Linked DNA regions of Homo sapiens: region 1 is linked to region 2. The links are chromatin loops, found by intact Hi-C in ENCODE. Cell type or tissue: PC-9. All regions are shown on one strand.

Region 1 (2,500 bases), 220 kb after region 2:
GGAGAAATAGGAACACTTCTACACTGTTGGTGGTACTGTAAACTGGTTCAACCATTGTGGAAGACAGTGTGGTGATTTCTCAGGGATCTAGAACTAGAAATACCATTTGACCCAGCCATCCAATTACTGGGTATATACCCAAAGGATTATAAATCATGCTGCTATAAAGACACATGCACACGTATGTTTATTGTGGAACTATTCACAATAGCAAAGACTTGGAACCAACCCAAATGTCCATCAATGATAGACTGGGTTAAGAAAATGTGGCACATATACACCATGGAATACTATGCAGCCATAAAAAAGGATGAGTTCATGTCCTTTGTAGGGACATGGATGAAGCTGGAAACCATCATTCTCAGCAACTAACACAGGGACAAAAAACCAAACACCACATGTTCTCACTCACAGGTGGGAATTGAACAATGAGAACACTTGGACACCGGAAGGGGAACATTACACACTGGGTCCTGTTGTGGGGTGGGGAAAGGGGGGAGGGATAGCATTAGGAGATATACCTAATGTAAATTATGAGTTAAGGGGTGCAGCACACCAACATGGCACATGTATACATATGTAACAAACCTGCACGTTGTGCACGTGTACCCTAGAACTTAAAGTATAATAAAAATAAAAAAGTTATGTATTCACGTCAAATGTCTGGAAAAATTTCTCCAAAATGTTAGCAGTGATTGCCTCTGGGTAATAAGTCTTTTTTTTTTTTAAAGCAATTGTTTAGTTTTTTATTCATCTTGTTCTACATTTTTGAAGTGTTAACATGAGAATAAAACATTTCATAATAAATAATAAAGATACTTTCGTTTAAAAGAAAATTGTATTTCAAGATGATACATAATTCAAAAGTCTTGCTAGTAACTCTTAAACTTGATTGTGCATCAGAATCACATGAGGAGCTCTTAAAAATTACGAACTGCTTTCCAGGTTTTATCTCTTAGTTAATGAATCAGACTGTCTATCACTAGACCCAGGAGTCAGTATTTTGGAAAAGCTTCCCAGGTGGTTCTGATGGAGTCTGAGTGGCATCTGCCCTTGGACTGGCATTCAGCAGCCAGAGACTTAGAAACAAACAGCACGTGCAGTTTTAGATTTCCCAGGTGTGGAGAGAAGCTTCCTCTCTCTGCTGACACGTATATGATAGCCCTAATGAGGATAAATAACTACCTTTCTAAAGTTACCTGCTGCCAAGTAAATTTCCTAATTGCCATGGAACCTTTAGTTGGGCCGCTTTGTTTATTTTGACAAGAGCTGCTAAAGTATTTTAAAAGGAACACTTGGAATCTGTGATGGAAGGACTTCAGGCCTCATCATTCCAGCAGAGGGCAGCAGCCATGGGGTCTGCAGAGAAAAGCCCTGGACCATCCTCAGGCCTAGCATGGAAATTGGATCTTTCCTTTTTCTAGCCAACCCAGGGGCAGAGGCAGGAAATGAGATAAGCAAGTTAAAATCATCCTGGGTGACACGGAGGCTGAGCCTTATAGCATCCTCAGGGATCTGCTGTGATGCCATCCATTTGTAAGATGCTACGTTTAAATATTAAGAAAATGTTTTCTGGATACAGCATTTAATACAATGAGACAGAAGCAGGAGGAAAGAATAGGGTTAAAGGATTCACTAGGATGGTCAGGCAGCTGTAAAGGCAATTTGCATTCTTTCTGCATTCTTTCAATTCTAAGCATAGCGTTTTTAAAAATTTGCTTTTATTGTTGGGTCCTGACTGCATATGAAAATAAGGGTCCAGTCACTGAGGCAAAGCTGGTTCATCCTTCCAGCTTCAAACCTAGAGGAAGGGGACATAGCCCAGCAACCTTTGCTCCCCTGCTGGTGCTGCTCTTTATCTTTTGGGGAAGGCAGCAGGACAGCTGGAGAAATAGACATCCCTGTGGCCAAAACCACCTAGGGACGAATGTCCTTATCATTCAGTTTCCCTTATCTGATCCCTTACACATTTTTTTTTTTCCAATTGCAAATCCTCAGGCTTATCTAGCAGATTTAAGTTGAGGAAAAACCAAAGCTTATTAATTTATTTCTGGAGTTTCAAGGGACTGTTTAGTTATCTTAGAGCTGAATGTAACAGCCAGCCTGAAACTTACATTCTTCTCCATCCATCCATCCATCCATTCATCCATCCATCCAATAATATTATGCTAGGCACTAGGTAGGTAGGGATGATGAACAAGAAAGGATTCCCCTTTAAAAATTTTTTTCCAGCCTAGCAGGGAAGATATAACTATTAAAATTATGATAAAACATTCTAAATGCTAAAACATAGGTAAGACTTATTAATTTTGAAATGGTTTTATTAGATATAGTATAGCTGTTAAGAGTTATACTATAGGGTCAGATTGCTAATTCAAGTTCTATCTCTTTCATATACTTTCTGTGTGAACCTGGGCAAATATTAATCTTTCTGTGCCCCCATTCCTCATTTATAAAAGATGGATAAGTGTGCTATGTAATAAGTTTCTTAGGAGAATTA
Region 2 (2,500 bases):
CAGGAGAAGTCCTGTTACCTGCCACATACAGACCAAAGAAGAACCCATTCTAACACAGCTTTGCCTACTGCTCAAAGAATTCACAGTAGCAATGTTGATCTGCTTATAATAAAAAATTCTGCTTTCTCTACTGACCAGATAGTGGGTATTCCACAACACAAAAGCAGCTGCTTAGATGTGTATTTGGGGTTGTTGGAATATTTTCCCATTCGTATAACATGCAGCTTCAAAACACAATTGATTGCTTAGTTGTCCTATTAGGAATACAATTGGCCAGGCGCGGTGGCTCACGCCTGTAATCCAGTACTTTGGGAGGCCGAGGCGGGTGGATCACCTGAGGTCAGGAGTTTGACACTAGCCTGGCCAACTTGGTGAAACTCCATCTGTACTAAAAATACAAAAATTAGCTGGGTGTGGGTGGCAGGCACCTCTAGTCCCAGCTACTCGGGACGCTGAGGCAGGAGAATTGCTCGAACCTGGGAGGCGGAGGTTGCAGTGAGCCGAGATCGCTCCACTGCATTCCAGCCTGGGTGACAGAGCGAGACTCCCTCTCAAAAAAAAAAAAAAAAAAGGAGTACAATTAAGCTGGTAGAGCTGATATTTATAAGAGAAAGCCATGGCTATGGAAGGGGAGAGGAAAGGAGAGCTGAACAACAGTTGGGTCTTTCGTTTACTCATACAAGTGTTTACTAAGCATGCAGGAGTTCAAGGTGAGGAGCTGGGTGTTTTGCACTTAGGCCCCACCCTCAAAAAGCACACCCTCTGTCTAGAGAGAAAGACACACTGTGGATGACAATTTACAGGTGTGAAAAGGACTACAGAGAGTGTTCTGAGGTTGCTGATCAGCAAGGTGAGGGAGGCCTAAGTCTTACAGTGTCTTTGGAAGACTTTCAATTAAACTCACTTACTCATTAAAGTACTTCTAAAGGTTTTAATTTGCTTACAACCTCCTTGTGTGTGTGAGTGTGTCACAGCCGCTGTGATTCTCATGAGAGGTAAACCCATGCCTCTGGATTCTAGAGCCGATGCTTTCCTCAGACACTAGGGGTCAGCAGCTTCCAAGAGTTGTGAGTCAGGCTAGGAGCCCCAGTTCCTTGGGTGCTGCTAGGAGTGGGTTGGAGCTGATTCTCAGAACAGCAGGAGTCTAATAGGCACTGTAGTTGCTCTTCCAACACCACTCTCCTTCTTTTAGTAACTACCTTAACTTTTATTTGAGCACCTTCAATTCCTCCTGCAAAGCCCAGGTGCTTGGGGGAAGTTGATCAGGTGGTAGGGCTTGTGGCTCATTATCCCATCCCCTGGCTCCACTTACGGGTTCAAGGATAAACACCACACCCTATTTGGGCCAATGAGATTGAGGAGAAATCTGCTGAGGATGACTGGGAAAATAGTTCCTGGCTCTTTTGAGAGAGTTCTTGGAAGTGACCATTTCTTTTTCTCCCTCTCCCTAGACAGTGATGAATAAACTCAAAGGAAAGGAAAATCATTTGGCAACCGGAAGGTGTGGGAGGATAGCTGTAAATGAAACTGACGGCAAAAAACAGAGCAGAGAAGTTTAAAGAAAAAAAATAACAGCATTCCTGGTGATGCCCCATTGGGCCAATGAAACAAACACATTCTGAAGCCTTTCCTAACCAGGAGCCAACCAATCTCATCACTGTGAAGCCAGGTTAGTTTGGTTTTCCATGATTTTCATCTGACTGAAGGCATCTCAAGTATACACCGAGGGGACAAAGGCAAGCTTTGGAAAATGTGGTAGCAAGTGATCTGCAAGCTACTATTTAATAAACTTTATGCCAGCTCACCCTACCCTGCAGACATCACAGCAGCAAATAAATGAGAGGGAGGGGACCCAGAATGCTTAACTGGGGAAGAAAAACTGAGGAAGACATTGTATACTCATGGCCTGCCTCTTTTCCAGTTGGCTGAGAAGCCCTTTTTATTAATTTGTTCCATTTCCTTACCATGTCCTTAGCAGTGGAGATATATTTTTTGGAAATGTATTGATCACAATTATATTTCCTTACACTGGGAGGACAAGGAGGCTCCCTGCAACAGACCTTTGAAAGTAATGAACTGACAGAGAGAACAGGCCTCCAGTTCCAGCTCTCTGCTACCAATCTCCCTCACCTGCTCAGCCCAAATCAGTCTCTAAATACTCAGAGCTCTAAAAGAGTGGGATTTCCTATAGTTCATTGTGGGGTTTTACCTCTAACTCAGTAAAGAATCACTGAGAGGGTGAAGGGAGCCCTATTACAACTGCAGGGACCAGGGAAAGTTGACTTGACCTCTCTGCTTTCCTTAGGTCATTATACAAAAAAGAAACATCAAAAGGGTCATTGTACTATTTTTCAAAGGTGTGAGGCCATCGTGATGCAGGGTATGGATTTGGGAGTCCAACAGATCTAAGTTTAAATCTTGGCACATCTCCTTACTAGTTGTGTGACTTTGTTTCTGAGCTTCTAAATCTGTAAAATGGGAATGGATAAAGCCTACCATT

Evidence for each region. Peaks named below come from ENCODE experiments on the same cell type or tissue, not always from the same donor. Only the 100,000 strongest peaks of a DNase experiment are listed, where the experiment ranks them.
Region 1: a loop joins it to region 2, with 11 times the contacts of the local background. A loop is called at or near these places in 2 of 110 quality-filtered maps.

The regions. Positions count from the first base shown.
Region 1 is chr3:159,585,612-159,588,111 of GRCh38, reverse strand. All of the region lies in intron 4 of IQCJ-SCHIP1 (IQCJ-SCHIP1 readthrough), which reads right to left. The region is part of intron 1 of SCHIP1 (schwannomin interacting protein 1); the gene reads right to left. Among named protein-coding and RNA genes, the nearest start is that of IQCJ-SCHIP1-AS1, 180 kb to the left of the region's middle. In PC-9, a CTCF peak has its summit at 1,345 (motif pointing right); no DNase peak of the experiment used is centred here.
Region 2 is chr3:159,803,880-159,806,379 of GRCh38, reverse strand. All of the region lies in intron 4 of IQCJ-SCHIP1 (IQCJ-SCHIP1 readthrough), which reads right to left. The region is part of intron 2 of SCHIP1 (schwannomin interacting protein 1); the gene reads right to left. LOC101928351 (a long non-coding RNA gene) reads left to right here. Exons shown (of 4, transcript XR_007096144.1): 2 at 1,452-1,669. Among named protein-coding and RNA genes, the nearest start is that of IQCJ-SCHIP1-AS1, 37 kb to the right of the region's middle. In PC-9, CTCF peaks have their summits at 870 and 1,071 (motif pointing right); a DNase peak (open chromatin) is centred at 1,079.